2 separate regions of the Homo sapiens genome follow, and region 1 is linked to region 2. Evidence: chromatin loops called from intact Hi-C (ENCODE). Cell type or tissue: sigmoid colon. All regions are shown on one strand. Links, peaks and the distances in the headings refer to the core of each region. The heading gives the core; the rest is flanking DNA.

Region 1 (11,237 bases), core at 4,593-7,092, 98 kb before region 2:
CAGGGAAACCTGTTGGCATCCCAATCAACAACATCTCTAGGGTGGGTTGTATCACTTCAGGCTGGGCTGTTGGGGAGAAATAGTCCCACTTGATGCATTTCTAGGAATTGGCTGATTTGGCTGCAAGACAATGGCCTCAGAAGGATGAATCACTGGGCTAGTTCTTTCTCATCAAGTCCACTGAGTCACATTAAGAAATAAGAATAATGTTAGCTGCCTTTTCCTGTCCTTTGCAAGAGCTGCTAGAATACTGGACACTCTAACTGGTCAACCCACGTAAAGATTTCCAATAACCTAAACTGGAGTGGCTCACAATGTTACAATGAGACAAAATGGAGAGCTGACACCTCAACTGTGAGGTCAGGGCTGTGGACAGGATCACACAAGACAGGCCAGATGTGCTGTTCACTCTCCTGCCCTTACCTCTTTTTTTTTTTTTCTCCCCAAACAGTAACGTTCCCTTCTAGACAATGTGATCAAGTGGACACACAGTATGCTTCAAGAAAATTTAGGCTGGATTCAAGTTCAAAATGGTGGATTCCTATCATTTCTCTTATTTGATGCTAACAAGGAGCCAAGTAGATATATCAGAGGACCACATTATTAGCAAGAGATGTAAGGAAAAGAACGATCCATGATGAGCAGGGCAGGCAGGATTCCCAGTGTTATATAGCTAGGCTCCATCTCCCCTGAACATTTGGACTAAAGGAATAGTCTAGACTGGATGAGACTCTGCAGTGGAATGGGGTGAAGTTAATTCTGGACAGGGAAACATAGCCCTCTCCTTACCCCAAAAATTATCGAGATGATTTTGAATCATCCAGCTTGGGAGTTGGGGGTGGGGACAAGTGATTCCTCAGTGAGCTATATTAGAAAGGTCAGAACAGAACTGTTGCATCCAAATCAGTGGGGGCAAATGAATAAATGTAAACCAGCTGGGGTTTTTGTAGGACATGGAGAAAATCAAGGGATGAGCCTCTGCCCTGAAATTAAAGAGACCTTGTGGAAATTATGGGATTTAGGATTTTCAAAATCCATTTCCCTACACTTTTAAAAGGCTTTGAAATACTTTCACAGCAAATGGAATCTATTGGAGGCAATTTAGAATTGAAAATCAAGCTATCTTTACCTTTCTTCCTGATTTCATAAGCTTTTATCAGAAATCCTTGGAACTTAAAAATAATAAAATACAAATCAAACACAGATCGATAGTAAGTATTTCCAATTCTTCTACTACATCACCATTTTCCATTAATGGTTTTATTTCGAATGTTTTTTTAAGCCTGCAAATTTCAAAAGCAATTTAATTTTTTTATCTGTAATCTGAAATATACATCTAACTAGTAACAGATGTGATCAACTAGCTTTGGCTTGACTAGCTTTGTTGAGATTTATGGTAGGAGTTCTTTGTAACGGATTGTTTTTCACCCATGTTATTCAATCATTTGGTTTAATAATTTATTACTTTTAACCCATTCAGAAAACTGCTTTTGATTTGTTTTCCCTTTAAACGAAACAAAACATGTTTGTGGTTTCATAAAAGGAAACAGCTGAGCCCTTGCTCCAACGAGCTGGTTGACAGGAGGCCTAAAAAAGTAAGAAGCAGTCAATTGTTTGATTGAGTTTCTCCTCCCTGACTCCTGCTACTGGTGTGTGTGGGGGTGGGGGCAGGGGGCGGGTGGAGGCCAGAAAATGCTGTGTAAGAAGACATTGGAAGCTATGGAAGTCTATGGGTGCCTGCTGTAGCCAGTTGATCAACTAAGTGGACAGCATGTCAGTCTTAACCTGATCAGTCTTCCTGGTGCTCAGCCAGGTGGTTTTGGGATTTCTCACTGGATTACTCTTTTTCCTTTTTAAAATTTTTAATTTAGAGATAGGGTCTTACTTTGTCCCCCAGGATGGAGTGTAATGGCACAATCATAGCTCACTGTAACCCTGAACTCCTGGGCTCAAGTGATCCTCCTGTCTTAGCCTCCCAAGTAGCTAGGACTACAGGCACTCACTACCATACTTGGCTAATATTTTTTCATTAAATTTTTTTTTGTAGAGTCTTATTATGTTGCCCAGCCTGGTTTGAACCCCTGGCCTCGAGTGATCCTCCTGCCTCGACCTCCCAAAGTGCTGTGAGGCATGAGCCACTGCACCTGGATTACTCGTTTCTAAGGATAGTCTCATATGCTACACATTTAACCAGAATCTGAGTGTGGGGCTAGGAATATGTATCTTTAACGAGAGCCCCAGGGTAATCTGGGGTGCATTGAGGTGTGAGAATTGCTATTTCTAAGGTATAGATAAGAGCTTCAGTGATGTTTGGCACTGAGTACCTTTGAATGTTGGGTCCCCTACTAAAACACAGACAATCACTCATTCTGTTAAAGACCCAAGAAATTTTCCCAAATGACCTACAATCCCCAGGGATAATTGAGAAAATACAAGAGGCTGTTTACAAAAGGGACCGGACTATGCTCTTTTGGCTGCATTTAAGGAAGTCCAAAGAGTCTCCTGGAGTCACCTGACTATACCCACAGACTTGATGCTAAGTGAGCCACAAGTGAATATGGGCTATTCCTGGGAGAAAGGGTCCTTTCCCAGCTCCAGCCCTGCAAAGACCAGGGCTGCTGAAGCCTTGTTGTGGAAGTATACAAAAGAAGGATGCCCCTTACCTTGTCCATGCTTGTGTTTGTTATTGATGACAATTTGCACAATGGTTCCTGATGCTTGCTGGGAATCCATAAGAGCTCCCCGGTGACTTCTGGCCCCAGGAAAGCGGGACAGACCTCCAGCCTGTCGGCTTGGTGGAGGATCATAGTGAGAGCGGTGGTAAGAATGTCTCTGTAAAATAACAAGAACAAATTTAGTCCAAAAGCCACCAATGAGATCACAGAGATTAAGTTATATACTAGAAGTCATTCAATAATTTTGATTTATAGTGGTGAGCTCTGATTTCAGCTGCATGCTTACCTACACCAATAGAAATAGGGATGTGGTCATGTACAAGCAGCTGACATTTTTTTCATTAAAATTTTTTTTTAATGACAACTTGCCAAGGTTTATCTCTCTTCTTCTAAAAGATAGGACTAGATTTACAGGCAAACTTCTCAGGGAGAAAAGAGCCAAAAAGGCTAAAGCGTCCTTCCTGCTGCCAAGACTCTCACATTTCAGTTTAAGAGTTAAGACAGTAGTCTGCACGCAAGGCAGAATGTGAATAGAGGCTGCAGAAGAAGTAAGCAGTCCTGTGCAAATCAGAAGGAGAAAGAGAGAGCTTCTAGTTGGGGAGGGCTTGTGACCTGGGCCACGAAGGATGGGTAGACTTTTTTACAGGCAGAAGTTAAGTGGAATAGTCCAGGCAGAGGTTTACAAGTTGAGAAGGTGAAGAAGAGAACATCGAGTCCATAAAAGGGAACAGTTGCAGAATAACATTCCAAAAGTGGGTTGAAGCCAGATCATGGAAGACTTTAAATGACAGGCTAAGGGGTGAAGACTTTATTTGGTAAGCAATAGAGGTGAGGGCATAGAAGGCTTTGAGGGATTTTTTTTTTTAAAGTTAGAGAAATAATGTAATCAGAACTGTTTCAAAGCATTGAATCCTGATCATGCATAGGGTGAACTGGATAGGAGGAAAAGATGAGATTCGAGTATAGTCTTGATAAGATGTACTTAGACTCTAAAGACAGGTAATGGCATAAGATCATACAATGCAGTACAAATACCCTAGGTATTTTATAGGTAGAAGAATTGATAGTACATGACAGTATTGGCATGTAAGCTCTACGAAATCAAGGACTTTTTGTTCACTGCTATATCTCCAGTGCCTAGATTTTAGTGTCAGGCATCTAGAAGGTGTTCATCAAATACTTGTTGAGTGAACAAAACTCTGGTACCTAAGAAAAGCTTAGAGTCTTGTCATACAAGTAATCTTTCAGCAAGGGTTCAACACACGTGATGACCAGACTATTGTGCTACCCACCCCTCTCCCAGGAGCTAAAGTAGGCTGGGGGTACAAGAAGATGAAATGAATGAAGAATGGAACCTTAAGGCTTAAAGCCAAGTAAGATTAATTGTATTTTATAGGCAATTGTTAGGGGTGAAGGAGGGGGAACCCATTAAAAAACTCTTTCACAGGCAATTGAAAAGGAAGGTCTTTATATTCAGTGACAGAAATAGTGAGGAACCTTGGGAAGATAGTTATGGGGTCCCCTGACCATATCCCATAAAACACTGTTTAAAGTTATGGGCCACAGACAGGCATGTTGCAAATTTCACTTTGGGAAGTATTATTGCCCTCTTGGCAGGAAGGGGCCACTGGTAGGGGAAAGGGAGAGTAAACAGGAGCTGAAGTAAGAGGACCTTTTTTAGCCTTTTGAAAGACAATGTTATTCTATCTAAGAAGAGCCTATGTTGGTGCATTGCTATCAAAATTCACACAAATAAAAATTTGCATCAGTTTGTTTTCATGCACATGGATAGGATTCTCAGTTCAAATATTTCTCATTCCCACAATGGCTCATATGTCCTTTTCTGCCATAATCACTCACATTCCACAAAGGCCATTATAGGTTGCTCTGTCCTTTTTGAAGTTTGGCAAAGTTTTGCCAAAGGAACACATAGAGGACAGTTTGGCTGGTTGGTGTCCCACTGATCCTAAAAAGAAGCAGTTGGACTGGGATAGAATTAGAGAGGGAAGGTTGTTGACCCAGGATAAGCTGCAAGTACGAGAAGTTCTCTGACTCATGATGGTGAACACAAAATGAAAAGCCATTCTTTAGCACCAACGTCTCAGACCTGGGACATATAATAATGGTAGGAAAATGATCATGATGAAAAAACAAAATCCTCAAGAATTTTGATCACAGGCCCTATTGTAGACCAGTCAGTCCCCCAGAACCTAATCTTGTTGAAGTCTTTTGTTTTACAGACAGAGAAACTGAGGCCAAGGAGGAGAGGCAGTTTACTCATGGTGATAATGAAGATTGAGTTTTTGGAGATGGTAGGAGTGTAGGAGTAGGGGGAAGATGAATAGAAGGAGGAAGAGAAGGAGAAGAAGGAGAAAGTGGAAGAAAGAATGTCCAATCAAACTCAGTGGTCTATAACCATTTGACTAAAAGCTGGTGCAAAGAGAAGTTCTTTCAGATACAAAAGTTCATTCAGCTACAATGTTCACAACCACATATACCACATACTCCACTTTGGCTATACACTAAAATCACCCGGTGAGCTGTAAAAAATACTCATACCTGGGTCCCGCTCTGAGGTATCCTTATGTAAGTGGTTTGGGGGAAGGCCTGGGCATTAGGATTTTATATACTCCCCAAGAGACTCTGGTTTGAAGCCAAGGTTGGGAATCACTGACATAAAGGATTTTCTGTTTGGGGGCTGGAGTGGGTGGTGGTGGTGTGTGATTTTGATTTAAGGGTAATGGTTCTTTTAGAGTTCCTCCCCTAAACAAATGAAAGAGACTTATGAGGGGCCATTCTGACCTTGTAACTCAGAGCAAAGGAGAAAAAGGTTATTAACGCCCTGAAGTTGTAAGTGAAATTGGAGCTTATCTTAAAAATTAGCTGCAACTAGCCTGCTTGAGAGAGCGGGTCAAAACCAGTTAGAAATGACCATATAGCTATGATCTTTTATTTTGCTCAGTATTTTGGTATTTTTTGATTTACTTACTTGAAAGACTGAAAAATATTTCAGGCTTTAGAGGTGGCTCTAAAACAGTTCTTTTCCAGTGTTGAAAAATCCCCACTATTGTAGAGGACCCCCAAGAATTTCATGTTCTAAAGTCTAAAATATAAGAGTTTTATTGGTGTAGACAAGAAAACATCAGGGTCCAGAAAGGGCCCTCATGTTTGTGATACTGTACTATAGATTTTCAAGATGTTACCATTTGGGGAAACTGGGCAAAGGGAATATGGGATCTCTCTGTATTTTCTGCTACAACTGCAAGTGAATCTATAGTTATCTCAAAATAAAAAAAGTTTAATTTAAAAAGCGGCTTCAGAATATATTCTAATCCATACAGCCATTAAAACATTGTATCTTAATCACTACCAACCTAGGACTATCTCTGGCTGGAAGACACTTAGGCCAATTTCCTTCCCAAACCATTGTTCTGACAGTACAAATGAGACATGGATTTTTATCTGTTTCATGTCGTTTCTATCCCAAACGCTTTCACTTTTTTTAATGGTAAATTTCAACGTAATCTACAGGGGGCAAAAATCAGGGCTTGGCTGTTGTCCAAAACAAAATTATGCATGCTTTCATGTTTTGGCTTTCTAGTCTGCACCTACTTCTTCCTCCCCACATACCACACCACTCCACACACACACACACACACACACACACACACACACACACACACACACACACACACACACACACACGCAGACACACTCCCCACCAATGGCACGAGGACCAATTCATGAGAAATTACAACTTAGAAATCAAACAAAAACTGTTTCAGGTTTTTACAAAGGAGTCATATTTGAACCACTGGTTCCTCTTCCTGTGCACTTCATAAAACTTGCTAAGCCGATGGTTTTCAGACCACCTGGCAAAAGAAACCAGTCAGCTGTATTTCTGTTGAACAGAGGTTTTGCTGGTTCCCGGTAAATAGGAACAGTTTACGAAAAGGACAGTCTCCTGGATAAGAAATCTGTTGTTAGGGCTGCCTTTTCTTCTTGCCCTGAGGAAGTTGGGCCTGCAAAGGATATTCAGAAGGGATTCTCCTATTTTCTCATTTTAGGCTGGTCAAGAGCAAACAACAAATTTGAAGAGTTTATCTCTGATTTGAGACAAATTCCTGTGCATTAAAATTAATGAGGAACCCCCTCCCCACTCCACCATCACACACATTTTACGCCACCTCCCACACCCATTCATTCAATGTTTATTTATTGGGTGACTACTATGTGCCAGGTATATATTTTTCCATTACTACAGATGCTATTTATTATTCAAATCATATCCCACAATATCTATCCCTTTTAGAACAAAGGGAAATATTTATTTATAATAAAGTGAAACCATATGGCCATTTTGGTCTACCAGGCACAAATGTTTGTTTCTAAAGATAGGTCTTGAACTCCTTTGAAAATCAATAACTATTTCAAGGGCCCACATTCTGTACCCGACCTTTTTTGCTACAGGAAGTACTGGATTAAGTCCAGGCCTATCACTAGGCCTGTCAATGAAGCTGAAAGATAAGGGCTGGAATTGAGGGCAGTGTAAAATGAAGTCAAGAAGAAAGGCTAATTCATGGCATTACCAGCAAGACTGCTAAGGTGGCCATAGTGCTTAGTGTGGGGGCCTCTCAGGGAATAAGTCACATAGCTTAAGGTGACTAAACTCTAAATTTGGTTTAGAATGACATCTGGTTGACAGCCACTAATTCAGCCACTCTCAACTACCTACCACAATAAAAAATAGGGGCTGAGAAAAAGAGGAACAGACAACACAGAAAACTGAGACTGACATCATCTCCTGTCAGGCTCTGGAAGGAATCTCACTTACTATAAAGCAGATAGAGTTGGGTGGAGAAAATCTTTCCTCAGGGTTTATATTAACCAGCAAACAGGGAAGCCTACCCTCTCTTGCAGGATGCTGATTTTTTGAGATGTCCAGAGTACTGTTCTCCAAACCCCTTTCCCCAATTCTTCTGCAACTATTCAGAAACAGCAGTGTTCAGAAAATAATACTGATAGAGAGTAAGACAAATAGAAATGGTTCCATCTCACTGCTGAAGCTTTGGGTTGGGTGTTGGCAAGCTGGGAGCATGCAAGTTAGAAGTGGCCCATGTGATGACCAGGAAGCCCAGCCTCAGCAGCACTGTGATGTTTGTATGAGTCATTCTACTGCATCCCCTATCAACATCTTCCTCACATGCTCAATATCCTCAGGCTTGCCCTGTAATTCCCTGGACTCCTGCCTCATATTCAATCCTTGCTGAGATTTTTCTAGGGTTTTAGAAAATCAAATATATTTTATTACAAAACTAATTGATGCTTATAGGAAAACATCAAATTATACAGAAAATATAAAGTAAAAAGTCAAAATCTACCTTTCCTCCTGCCCACTTCTACTCCTTTAAGATTAGCACACCTGACATGTTGGTATGTGACCTTCCAGATTGGTTTATATGCATTTATATACATGCACATACAATTTTTACATAAAGAAGTGATAGTGTACAATTTCATTCTGCACCTTGTTTTGTTACTTAACATATCTTGGAGCTCAATTCACTTTACTACATTTAGATGTACCGTATTCTTTTAACAACTGCACAGTGTCCCATTAATTGGATGTACACACCAAGTCCCTAGTAGACATTTAGGTTGTCTCCATTTGTTTTGTTTTTATGAAAACAACAACGCAGTGAATGTCCTTGCATACTTTTTTTGTACAAGGATGTGATGAACACCTATTTATGTGCAATGGTCACCACTGTGCATTTTGTATGATAGATTCTTTGAATCGGAACATCTCCTTTTCAGATTTTAAGAAATTTGTAGTGTAAAGCTTCTTAGACATATATTTTTAGAGAGGAATGCTATTTTATAAATTCCTTCAAAATACAAAAGAACAAAAGATGCTATTACTTACATAGACAGATGCCTACTTGTGAGGCTTATTCTGAGATTAGTGCAGAGAACAGAAGGGAGACATCACCAGGCTGAAGAGAGGAGAATCCAGACTGCTACCTTTCCTCTTTTCCAACTGTATGACTGAGAGCCTAAGGCTTGGGAAAGAGTTTATGTGGACATGTCTGAAGTACCTACCAAATCCCACCAAAAAGATGGTTGTATCCTACAACCCTACAGAAGGTCCTCACTGTTGAGGATAGGAGTGACCTAGCTTCCTTAGAGAACACATAAAGACTTGGCAAGTCATCCTGAAAGAGTACCAACTTCTGACCTAGACAAAGGGCTGGGGCTATGGTTTCTTTGTGCACATTTCCTGCCTCCAGTTACCAATTTTACAGTGTACTTAAATGGTTTCCAGTTGGTGATGACATTAAAAACTTTGAGAAAAGGGAAGAAAAATGGTGTTAGAAATCGGGCCTTTTTTTTGGATTTGCTAGAATAGTAGCCACGAGGAGAGGAAAGCTTGGCCTGATGCTGTGGAGTGTTGAATTATTTGAGCTATTCACACTTACTGCTTCTCTGTTGGCAGGTTGCCGGAAGATATCACCATCAGAATGTTCCCATGACAGTTCTCCATCTCCTGTTTATTAAAAAGAAATAAGGAGAAAATCATACATTCATAAAAGGGAAAGTTATCACCCTTGTGACCCAGCAACATTTTTGGTACTATGATCCCAAAGTTCTTGAAGTGTTTTTGCTTTTGTGGCTGTCCTTCAAAAAGCGGCTGTGAAAGATTTCTCTGGGTGTGCCTCATTTTTCAAAACAACTCTGAAGAAAGTTGCCACTTTCTAAATAGATGTCCTAGCAACATTATGCAGAATTTGGAAAATAAAAGGAAAATAATCACTTTCCACCTAATTTAACCATCACTGTCACTTTTGCTCATTTTACTTCGTGACAGTTAAGTGTTTTGCAGGTCATAATTCACTTCTGTTTAAACTACCATTAAAATAATGAGTTTTGAGGATTTGATCTGTCATAATTTCTTATGACACACCTTTCTCTAGGTCTACATGACCCACTCTTTGGACAGAGAACTCCTTATCATTATCTTCTAAAGTAACTGCTTATAGGAAGAATATTCTACTTTCAGCCTCTAGAGCAACAAACACACAAGAGCTGTGGATATACCTCAACTGATTAAAAAACAAGAGGATCATTTCCAAGAATATTGCCCTTGTGTTACCTCTGACCAAGCAAGCGAATGGGAAGAGCCTTGTCTTAGAGATGTTTGCATCACTTGAAATGAGTACTATTTAAATTATATATATGGCTGAAGATAAACCTAATATTCAACATATATTTTATAAGATAACCAGAAACACAAAAAAGTGTAAGTACTAAGAATTTTCTATTCTGATTACTCTCTCAAGCCTTCATAAGAGTAACACGCCGGGTGCAGTGGGTCATGCCTTTAATCCCAGCACTCTGGGAGGCCGAAGTAGGCAGATCACTTGAGCTCAGGAGTTTGAGACCAGCCTGGGCAACACAGGGAGACCCTGTCTCTACAGAAAATACGAAAACTAGCTGGGCATGGTGGTGTGCACCTGTAGTCCCAGCTACTTGGGAGGCTGAGGTAGAAGAACTGCTTGAGCTTGGCAGGTGGAGGTTGCAGTGAGCCGAGATGATGCTACTGCATTCCAGCCTGGGCAACAGAGCCAGACCCTGTCACACACACACACAAAAAGAGTAACATGTTACCAGTTCAAGCATGTAGTAGTAGTGTTAGGGGAAATTAGGTAGTATCATAGGCTTTTAAGGGCTTGAAAACGACCTAAAAATTAGTTTGATAGCAATATTAGAATCAGGCAGTGACTTATAACAGAGTATGACTGTAAATCTTCATAATTCAAATATTATCTGATGAAAAATAATGAATTTTGAGGATTTAACTATTTGCTAGGTTAATCTTCATAAAACAGTAAAACACCACTTTGATTGTATAATCGTGTCATTCCCTGATCAAAACCCTCAGTGGGTTCCCAACCAAGACTCTCTACAATCACCCCCTACTGCCTACCCAATGATCTCAGCTACTCTTCAATGGGAACCCTTTGAGCTACTTGCTCTTCACTGAATACTGGACTCCCATTGTTGCTTCCGTGCTGTAGCTCATGTTATTCTTCTTCTGAAATTACCTTCCATCTCCCACACCCCATAGCTCCCCCATGCCTGTGAAAACCATTTAAGTTTTCTCTCCTCTGCAAAGTCTTCTTCAAACACTCTTACATATTTCTGATTGCCTAAAAGACTAAGCATCCTGAAGTTTTAGAAGTATAGAGGACGTCAAGCATAACTTTGTCCAACTGCTCCATTTAACAGATGAAGAAACCATGGCTGAGAGGGGAAGTAGCCATTCAGAGTCTAATAATGAGTTTGTGAGAATTAACACCAAAACTCTAGGTTACCTGGCTCCCAAATAGGTATGTCCATTCCATAAGAAAAGGGTTCATTACCTGTGTTACTATATCACCATCATCTATAACAGTGCCTGATACATAGTAGTCGCTCAATAAATACTTGTCAAATGATGGAACTGGGAGGCCTTCTCTGACCACCCTATCTATAGTTCCAACCCCCATCTGATATTTATGC
Region 2 (11,237 bases), core at 5,593-8,092:
AAGAAATCCAGAAGCCATACAGAAAATGAATGACAGATCTGACTACGTAAAATTTTAAAACTTCTATATGGGAAAAATACAACTTAAAGATTAAAACAAGTGGCATATCAAAAATAATATTTAAAATATAAAAGGTTAATAAGTAAGTTTTTAACAAATAAATATCACAAGCAACCAAACTAAAAATAGACAATTCACTGAAGAAATAAAATTGAACTAGTACATAATCGAAAAGATGCTGCAGAAAGAGAAAAATACCAAGCAAAACTTACAGATTATTTCTCCTATTAAAATGGCCCCAAAATACAAAGATTGATTATAATCTTGGTGAAGGAATTAGAAATGGACTTTCATACATAGATGGTGGGAGCATAAATTAATACAACTTATATGAAGGGCAATTTGACAGTACTTATGAAGATTAAAACTGAACATGCACTTCGACTATTTCTCACAAATACTTGAATAAGTGCCTAAAGATGTTCATAAATGTCTTACTTTTAATAGCAAAAACCGGAAACAACCTCAATATCTACAAATATAGACTGGTTAAATAAACCAATGCAAACTTATGCAACTGCAAACCATGCAAGCATTAGAAAGAATATGGCACTATTACATTGCAATGTATTGACATGGAAGGATGTCCTACACACATTATTGAGCAAAAGCAAATCACAGAAAAGTGTATATAATATCCTATTTTTGTAAAATAAAATATCATACAGGCATGTATATATAATTTTATAAAACAAAGAAAGTAGTTTGGAAGATCACACAGCAAACCACTAATAATGGTTATCCCAGGAGAGTGGAATGAGAGTTTAGGGACACATGTTCCATATGAAGCTCAGATGCTTTCATGTTGTTTTGTATAATAAGCATATATATTAATTTTATAATTTAAGAAACTTAAAAATAAGTTAACAAGCATTTCCCAGGGCCACCAAATTTTCAATAAACAGTGTTTTTAATAGTAGCATTATATTGCATTACCTGGATCATTTTTGTAACTATTTATCTATGAACTGACATTTCCACTGCTTCTGACTTCTCACTGTTAGAGCTGCAATATAAATCTCTGTGCATGCATATTGTGTGTGTTTGTGTATGTGCATGCATATATCAAGACAGCATATATAGGACATATGCTTTGAGGTTTTCCCTTTAGCAGAGATGATTTTGCATGTCTTCAGAACAGTTAGCTTGGGCATGGACACACATAATGATGCTCAGTGGCTCACTAAGGGAAGGACCATGACCTTAGCGTCATCATCTGACAATAAGCCTGAAACACTGGACCAGATCTGGTGCCCTAGGCCATCTGTTACATAATCACTTTGGCACCAATTGAATATCAAAAGGGCTTGGGACAAATTCATCAGCACAAGGAAATATTAGAAAGTAGTAGATTTGGGTTTGTAATTTTTTTAAGTCACATCTTTCTTTGTCTAAGTTTCATGGACAATATTCAATTCTTCATAAATATGAAAGGCTTTCCATAAGAGATGGTCTTCTGAGAGTTACAAGCTTTCCCCATGAGGTCATCATTAACAGGCTATAAGGGAAGTTTCTCTCTAAGACAGGAAGATTTTTTTGTATAAATTTAAGGGGTACAGGTGCAGTTTTGTTACATGGATATATCGCATAAAGTGTGGACTTTAAGTGTAACCATCACCCAAATAATGTACATTGTACTTATTGAGTAATATTTCATCCCTAAGCCCAGCTAATTGTGAGCTGAGCTGAGAATGCATGGATGCTTCTGTCACATCCACTTAAATCAAGGAAGGCTTCTGGAAGAGGAGGATTCTGAGATGAACTATATTCAAGTGGAAGAAGAAGGAAGCAATTTGAGGGATACAAGAGTAGAGGCTGATCCAAGCTTCCTTGCTGAGATCATGCCCCACTAAACTTCCTTTTGTGTCCCAATCATACTAGATATCACCATACACCGCTCATGCTCAAAAGCATAATCAAAAACACTATTAAACACTGTTTCTCCCAGGAAGAAGACTACACTTACTATGAAAATTGTAGTGGGACAGAAACACACTTAAGGATGGAATAGGCTTGGCACTGTTCTCCTTGTCAGCAAGCCTTCTGCCTGATCTATTTAACTTATGTGATAAAAGAGATAAAGGTTTAAGTGAAGGGCTTCAGATGCTGCTTCAGTTCCTACCAAGAATATTTTCACAGCTCCTTCTCATGAATAAGTTCAGTGAAGCAGAGAATGCCCCTCTTGGACCAATTCCATTTTGTGCTTTTTTTGATGCTGTCAAAAAGGGGAACTAGAGCTTAGGCTTTTCCTTCAAATTTAGAGCAAGCATCTACCTCAGAGATGGCTGCAAGTGGCCCAAAGAAGGTAAGACCCACATTGTGCAAAGGCAGCAAGAACGGATATGTCGACCGTTACTCATAAATCTCCTAAACGTGGCAGCAAGGAGGGTTAATTATCCCCCCCGCCCCCACTTCCTGCCACTCTCTGCTTTCTCCAATGTGTTAGCCCATTACACGGATCGCTGACTTTCTAGAAATATTCCCTGGCTTTGCGGGGATGTTCTTTTCAATAAATGGCATCCAATTTGCTAACGGTCCCTGGAATCTCAATTTCCTCAAAACATTTTTCATCTGAGCCCAGTTCATAGGAAGGTTTCGTCCTTCCTCGTTTTTCGGCATAAGGGAATAGGCAGAGCCTGCTTTTCTTTTTCTTTTTTTTTCTTTTCTGTGTCATTATTTTTCATAAACTGAAAGCCTTTGCTGAAGAGTCTGAAATTTGGGAAAATTCCAGCTCATCTGTCAGATATTTCTAGAGTTACGTAAAATGTAATGAGATTTGTATAGTTTAGAACAGGGAAGAGAAAATAAGCTAATGTGTCATATGTTCTATGAGACAAAGACTACATGATAATCAGAAAAACAGCCCCAAATTTAGTTGGCCTGATTCAAAGCTCTCATTCTTTTATCAATTCATGCATAAACCAGTAACATTCACTTTCTTCTCTTAGAATAATGGCACGGCCACATTTGGGCTAAATCATAATTGCTACAGATTATAGCCACATTTTCAAAGAAATTATAAAAAGTGTATTATTTTCCAAATGCAAGACACTTACGTTTTACTTGCTCTGTTTTGCCTCCTTCTAGCAAAAGAAAGAACAACAACGAAAAGATGTATTTCATGCCTCCCATTTTCCACTTTTTTCTCATTTGGACCACTGCAAAAGGTGACAGAACCTTCAAGCTGTTGGGAAGAAAGCAGAAAAAAGACTTAACACAGATCTTCTGGAAATGATAGAGGTCACTGATGCTCAGGCTTCTAACCTGCTAGAATAAAAAAAAAATGTCCTAGAATTTACATAAGTGTAAGTATTGTCTGCCTGCACAAGATAAAGGACTTGCCTCTCCTGTCTTGCAAGGCTTGTGGGTGAAAATTCAAGTGAATGAGGGTGCATTCCTATCCAAAGCTGAGGCTAAGTCCTTACAGGCAAGTTATAGGAAAATGAAAATAAATTTTGAAATCTTCCTTTCTAAGGGAATTAAAGTTGATTTCTCAAGAGATTTTTTTGGGAGAAAAGGGAAACTTTAGCTTGCAAAAACGGTTATTTTAGCAAACAAGGTAAAAGTAACAAGCATGAGACCAAGCAATTTCTGAAATGAAAGTTAACTAATCTTAGCTTCAAGACTACTTTTAATCCTTTTGGAATGAAGTACAAATTGATCAGTTTCTCCTGTGTCCTCTATGAGATCTACAAGGATCTTTGGTTTGGCAACTAATATTGCAAAAGATAGATGTAATTAGCAAATGGATGCAATTAAACACCTGAAAAGTTTTACTGCTTAAAATGGTTCCAACATATTCCTCCCCCAAGAAGTCCATTGTAAAATGGAAATTTTAAATGGGCCATTTTTAGGGGAAATTGGGCAAATTAAATAGATAATTTGTTCACCTTGCACCACCATGCAAAAGACCATTAAAACAACTACAGTTCTTCAAAACATGAGATTGGCATTCCCAGTATAAGGGGTAGAAATCTTAAACCTTTTGAACCTTGGAACACAGAAAGTTTGCTGTAGCTCACATCTAGTCACGGATCATTTCCACAGATGTTAGAGTTTGCAAAATTCCTCCAATGGGTGATCTGAAAATATTGAAATGTTCTAAAAACACCAGATTCAATCTGAATGGGAAATGAACTCATTGATCTTTCCAGAAAGTCCAACCTAAATATTGCACATAAAGAACTTGAAGGAATGCAAAACGATCATTTTGGAGAGTTGAATATCTTTGGGCTCTGAAGTAGATGCTACAGCTCCTACTTAAATGCTATGAAGTTGCCTGGGTCATTCAAAATCCACTGTTTCAATTATGAATGCATAACCAAGGAAGAACTGATGATAGAGTAATCTGTGCTATCAAACAAGATTTGCAGCACCGTCTGCCTTCCTTCTTTACCTCCTCCCTGCTCCTTAAAGAACCAAATTCTCTCAGGACATGTTCCTACCCATCTAAAGACCTGAGTTCTGATGTCTTGGTCCCCTCTGTGAGTTTGTGGCCCACTTACAATCACTCAGAATGTTACTGTCCCTTGAGGGCTACCACGTTTATTCGAAACAAATCATTTTCATTAACAATTTAACACAGCTACCCACCTCAGTGAGGTTCTTCCTGAGCCTATTCTAATAAGTTTATTCCCCAAGCCTCCAAAAGAGAAAGATTTTTAACCACTGAAATCCAATTTATCACATTCATATATGGATTTCAACGGGTGTTTCTGAAACCATGGTTTTAGGGTCTCCCCATGCGAGAATCAACAGGGCTGCTTTTCTTGTATAATGGTTGGGCGATTCGGTGAACTGTAGCATTGCTTCATAACTCAAGTTGGCAAGAAAACAGCTCATAGATTTTTTTGCCTTTCTTAGGTCCCAACTAATATTATGAGCAAATAAAAAAGTTGGTAACTAGAGAGCAATTAATCTCCTTTGGCGTTCCTGTCATCTGTGTGGCCTCCCAGGCTGTGATGGAGAACATCAGAAAATGAATCGCTTTATAAATATTCACTTTTGATTTACAAGATCCTGAAGTCCTGCCTTTGTATTCTGTGCAGAAATATGAACCAAGAAGAGTTCCCTCCCCAGATCTCCTCACTGTTCAATTTCTCTTTATCTCTTCAGCTTTTTCTTTTAGGGAAGGGGGTGGTTCAAAACATGTGTTGGGACTGCAGCAGTAAACACTAGCAAGCATTGCTCAGCGAACTTAGCCGACTCTTATTCTTGCAAAGAGCCAAACTGTCCTTAATTTTTCAAATTATACTTTGACCCAGTTAACTGGAGTTATTTCTGCATTAACTCTCTGTCTGCTTCACACAGGCTGTTGTGCCATTGAACTTGCACTGGCTCTTTTACAGGTTACTTAGACATGTAGCCATTGACATGCTTCAGGGGATCCAGGACCCAACAAGAAAGCAACAACAACAACAAAAAAACAAAACCCTGCAACTAACACAGGTAGTGGAGGTGGGATGGGAGAGTTCCTGTGTTTTACAAGAGAAAGAGAAATGTATCAAGTACCAAAAGAAAGGTATTTATTAAGGTGCTTCCATGAAACAAGCATTCACATTGTTCATCTGCGTTAAGCAAAGGGACCAACTGCTCCTTGCCCAGCTGTGACTGCAAGGCAATCTGGGCCATCAAGTGTCAGGAGCCCACTTTCAGAACAGGTCTCCTGGGTAGAACAGAAGCAAAGAGACATCCCCACAGGAAGGCTAAGGGATGAACACATGTCAGCCAGTTCTTCACGCCCCACAGTGTCTCTTTAATCCTCCTGAGAGGCTTGACTGACCTTGTAATCTCACATTGACTATCATCTGTGGGACAGCCCCTAGGGTAGCAATTTTCTTTCCGACAAACAATAAGAAAGACACTGGAGTCCCAGGCCCTTGTCCATCAGCTGAAATCCTCTCCCCACTCTACCACCCAGCAAGAAAAGTTCAGTTAACTGGTGGTGTGTTGCCACTGAAAATGGCAGTTTTAACCCAGGGTATCTCTTGTTGGAGGAAATGCTTTCATTGCTGCTTATGACTGACAAACAATGCCTCGCATTTGGCTTGCAAAACACCTTTCTATCATTTCATTTCATTCCACACAACTCCACCTTCAAAATGGGCACTGGGGGGACCCAGAGAACTCAAATAACTTTAGTGGCAGGGCTGGGAGGGACTGGAAAGCAGGCTTTCCGGGCCCTATGTTCTGGCAATATACCACGTTGCTTCCAGAGCCTAGTGTCTCAAATTCTGACCCCCGTAGTCAGGGACAAAAAATGAGGCAGATGGCCAGAGGATAGGATAGGGAGCCTTTCGCCCATCTACCCTGCTACATTAACTTTACCATGTATTCATCAGCAAAATGAGAAAACAGGCTCAGGAATACAGGCAGTGATTAAGGGGACTGCAGAGTCCCTTGGGTAGCTCAGGGTGGAGTACCTAAGTGACCTCTCAAAGCGCCAGAGCATAAAGAAATGCAGGCCGAGTGGGGAGGGACGAGCTGTGAGTTCGAATTCAGAGACCCCCAACTTGCTTTGGTCAGAAGCCTTGGGCCCCACCTCCATCCAGGTTGCTAACTGCTGGAGCACAGAACAGGTTGGGGTGGCAGGGGAATTTGGGGCACCCTGGGGAAACTTCCAGGGACGGCTCCGGCCAAGAGAAGGCAACCCACCTGTGCAAAGGCTGGAAAAGGAGGTGAGGGAAGCGGGCGCCGGGCACTGCTCACTAACCTGGGCACTGGCCTTCTCCGTCTGCCACGCGTGCACGCGCTCCGAGCTCCCCGGGGCGCTCTCGTCCGAGGTCTGGGGCTGGCAGGTTGTGGCGAGAGCTAGAGTGCGCGCGAGGGGGGAGGGGGAACTCAAAAGTGGGTGGGAGGAAAAACATCACCGCCCTCACACCACGAGGGAGCAGCGGCTTGCTCGGCTCCCGGGGGCAGAGCCAAGGCGCGGGCGCGGCGGCCCGGGGCCACCTGCCCGCCCTCCCGCTCGCTCCCCACTTGGCCCGAGAAGCCGGCCGCTCGGCGCTGGCGGGAAGTCCGCAAGCACGCAGCCGCTGCAAGCACGCACACTTTCTCCACCCCGGCACAATGGCTTTATTTCTGCTCCCCCGGCCCGAAAGTTTAAAAATCGGGAGAAAGTGTGAGACTCAGCCGGCTACTTTCCCATCACACAGCGCCCCCACTGCAGCCCCCACTCCTTTGGCTAGGCGAGCGTTGGGGTCTTAAAGGGACCGCACAGCTCCTCCGGTCCCTCCTCCCCCTCTGCACTGGATGCACCTAGGAGCTCCCCACCACTCGCGCACGCCCTGAAGATACCGACTACCCTCTGACTCCCCTGCCTGGAAGCCCACACCCGCTCTCCTCCGGCACCAAGGCCTTTCCGAGGTGTGCACCTGGTCTGGTACTGAGCTGGTGCCCTGGACACAGAATGAACCCTCCTCGCAAATCACGCCCTAGCATGCTGCTTATCATTTCACGGCGTTTCCCATATCCACACTGTGGCTAACAGAGTGACAAAGCTTTGGTTTGGTGTCCTTAAAGGCGGGGTGGAGATGGGTGTGTGTAGGGTCAGGGATTAGAAATCCACTTTCTCTTACAAACTGGGCTCCCAAGCCTCATGGAAAGGGCCTGTTCTAACTGTTAAGTGTCTTGAAGAAAACTTGGTGCCACACACTATACCCACCATTTTTTTTTTAAATGAGTCCCTAAGCTTCTAAGTTGGGCCAAGAGCTCAACCTGGAAATCACAGTAGCACTGCTGATGCCTTGGTGGGCCTGCCTACTCCAAATTTGTGTTTATTCAACAAGTGATAGTTGCAAAGAATTGTCAGAAACTTCTAGGGTCCAGGAAAGTGCTGCCTCGACAGACAAAATTTTAAGCCCCTAAATTTGGAGAAGAACCGCAGAGCTTTTTTCTAGATGAACTAGATAAATATCTATATTCCTAACATCTGTATAGTACTTTATGGCTTACGGAGTGTTTTCACATACATCAACATTACTTTTTAAACCCTCAAAACCAACCGAACTACCTGAGGTCTCAAGTGTTAGAGTTGGTGGGGAACTTCTGAACCATTCAGCTTAACTTCATCATTTCACAGAAGAGGAAACTGAATTGGGGGAAGAGGATGATGTATCTAAGGTCACACAGCTAGTAAATGACAAATTTGAGATTCCAATCCAGATTCCCTGACTTTCAACCCACTACTCTCTGGTTGTTATCTCCAGTCTGTAGATGAGGAAATTGATGTTCAGAGAAACTGTGGCTTGTCAAAAAAACAAACAAACAAACAAACAAACCACTTATCAGGAACAGAAAACAAAGAAAAATTAAAACAAGAATAATTGTCCCTGAACGTTACCTCCTTTTGCTTTTTCAGAAGTGTTAATAGTATCCAGCTAGCCCCTGCATTGCTGGTGATGTTTATTTCACTGTTAACAAAGGAAAGGGGGCCCTTTCTGTAATGTTGCCTTCAGGGCCCAAAATGTCTAGCTCCGTCCTGCTGCCTGGGTAGCCATACACTGCCACATGCATTCAATTTGTGCTGTTGTATATCGGTTTGAACTTGCTGATTTGTTGCCTTATAACTGTTCTCATGCCGTTTAATGCAGTGATGTTTTGTCTTACTAGATTGTGAGTTCTTCAAGGGCAAGGACTGGTTGTTCAATTTCTCTTGTGCGTGCATTACCCAACTCCCATCATTACTTCCAACATGCTTACAGAGTATTCTGGAAAATGAGTTTCAAGGGATAGTCTGAGACAAACATAAATTCTAGCATTTAAAATAAATAGACTCACTGGGATTTAAAAGTTCATCTATTTGGCTACAACCACTCACTCCCTTGCTTGGTGTAGAATCCTAATTACTGCATAACAAACCATCCGAAAACCTAGTGGCTTAAAGCAAGCAATTATTCTCAATTGGTTCTATTGAGTTGATTCTATTGAACTTGCTTAAGATCTCTTATGCAGTTGCAGGCAACTGTATATGGGGCTGCTGGAATTCTCTGACAGGTTTTTCATTAGTGTAAATGTTAGTCATCCTTGTATTTTGTATTAGTTCCAATCTTGATTTCTGAATTGAGAACTCCCATTTGGGTGAGTCCTAATCTAGACATCCTACCAGGTCTTATAGAAACTTAAGTGATGATTACCTTCATGCTTTATTTTCTCTGTTTATTAAATAGGGATGAGAGCATAATCTCATACTCATTTTTTAAAAAGTTTTATTTTAAGATAATGGTAGATTTACATGCAGTTGTAAGAAATAATTCAGAAAGATCTCAAATACCCTTCACCTAGTTTTCCCCAATGATAACATCATTCATAAATATAGTACAATGTCACAACAGGACACTGACATTGGTACAATCCATTCATCTTACTCTGATTTCACCAGTTTTATATGCACTCATTTGCCTGTGTATATAATTCTATGCAATTTTATCGCATGTGTATATTCATGTGACCACCACCACAGTAAAAATATAAAACAGCGCCATTACCACAAGGATACCCTGTATTACACTTTAATAGTCACACCCATCTTTTCCCTTCCTCCTCTCCCTACTCCCTGTCAACTACTAAACTAAATTGTCCTACATCTCTATAATTTTGTCATTTAAGAATGTTACGTGGAATCATACGGTATGCAACCTTTTGAGATAGTCTCTTCTCTCTTCTCCCCCAACCCTGATATAATTCTCTGGAGACCCATTCAAGTTGTTCCTGGTATCAATAGTTTGTTCCTTTTCATTGCTGAGTGGTATTCCATGGTAGGGATATATCACAATTTGTTTAAACCATTCATCTATTGGAGGGTTGAGTCTAGATTTCGGTTACAACTGCTATGAACATTTGTCTACAGGTATTTGAATAAGCGTAAGTGTTCATTTCTCTGGGATAAATACCCAACAATGTAGTTCCTGGGTTGTATGGTAAATGCATGTTTAGTTTTGTAAGGACTGTCATACTGTTTTTAGAGCAACTGTACTATTTTATATTCCCACCAGAAATGTGTGAGAGATCCAGTTTATCTGCATTCTTGCCAGCATTTTTTGTTGTCATTATTTTTTATTTTAGCCATTCTGGTAGGTATATAGTGATATCTCATTGTGGTTTTAACTTGCATTTCCCTAAAACCTAATGATATCTACCATCTTTTCATTGTTTATTTGACACCTGTATATCTTATCACAAATATTTTATCCCAGTCTGTAGCTTTTCTTTTCATCCTCTTCCCTTGAACTTCCACAAAACAAAATTTTTTAATGTTTTATGTCCAATGTATCAAATTTCTGTCATATAGGTCATGTTTTGGCATTAAGTTTAAGAACCCTTTACCTAGCTCTAGATCCTGAATATTTTCTTCTATATTTTTGTTTTAAAAGTGTTATAAAGTTTTACATTTAATTATGATCTATTTTGAGTTAATTTTTATAAAAGGTATAAGGTTTAGGTTGATGTTCATATTTTGCCTATATATTTTTGTCCAATTGCTCCAGTATCATTTGTTGAAAAAGCTATCTTTCTTTCATTGAATTGCTTTTACACCTTGATCAAACATTGGTTGGTCATATTGTGTGAATCTATTTCTGGCTTCTCTATTTGATCCCATTGATCTATGTGTCTATGCCTCCACCAGTACCACGCAGTCTCGATTACTGTAGACATATGGTAGGCCTGAATTTCAAGTAGAGTGGGTCCTCCCACTTTATTCCTCTTTTTTAGGGTTGTTTTAGCTACTCTAGGTCTTGTACCTTTCCACATAAACTTTAGAATAAACTTGTCTATGTCTACAAAATATCTTACTGGAATTTAGCTAGAAATTGCATTAAACCTATTGATCAATTTGGGGACAATTGACAAATTTAATTTGTTGAGCATTCCAATCCATGAACACAGTATCTCTCCATTTATTTAGGTCTTCTTTGATTTCATTCACCAGTGTTTTGTAGTTTTCAGCATATGACTTCTATACATATTTTGTTAGACTCGTATCTACATATTTCTTTTTCTTTGGAGCAATTGCAAATGTTATTGTATTTTTAATTTCAGTTTCCATGCACTCATTGCTAGTATATATGAATGCAAGTAGTTGTTGTGTGCTGATCTTCTATGCCATGTGTTGCAGAACTCATACTTATTTAAAAAATAAATATGTAAGTGGAGGTATTATGAAATGATTATATACAAAA

What was found. Hi-C counts contacts between places; a loop is a spot of excess contacts. Peaks named below come from ENCODE experiments on the same cell type or tissue, not always from the same donor. Only the 100,000 strongest peaks of a DNase experiment are listed, where the experiment ranks them.
Region 1: it touches region 2 in a loop (3-fold over the local background); 2 of 110 quality-filtered maps call a loop at or near these places.

The regions. Positions count from the first base shown.
Region 1 is chrX:110,691,500-110,702,736 of GRCh38, forward strand. CHRDL1 (chordin like 1) reads right to left here. Exons shown (of 12, transcript NM_001143981.2): 7 at 9,155-9,222; 8 at 2,664-2,832. Among named protein-coding and RNA genes, the nearest start is that of CHRDL1, 99 kb to the right of the region's middle. RefSeq lists an enhancer at 7,497-7,556. In sigmoid colon, for the core only: no CTCF peak of the experiment used is centred there; no DNase peak of the experiment used is centred there.
Region 2 is chrX:110,788,972-110,800,208 of GRCh38, forward strand. It overlaps CHRDL1 (chordin like 1), which reads right to left and starts at 6,846. Exons shown (of 12, transcript NM_001143981.2): 1 at 6,773-6,846; 2 at 3,117-3,244. The coding sequence starts at 3,210. In sigmoid colon, for the core only: no CTCF peak of the experiment used is centred there; DNase peaks (open chromatin) are centred at 6,900 and 7,390; H3K4me3 peaks cover 1,960 bases.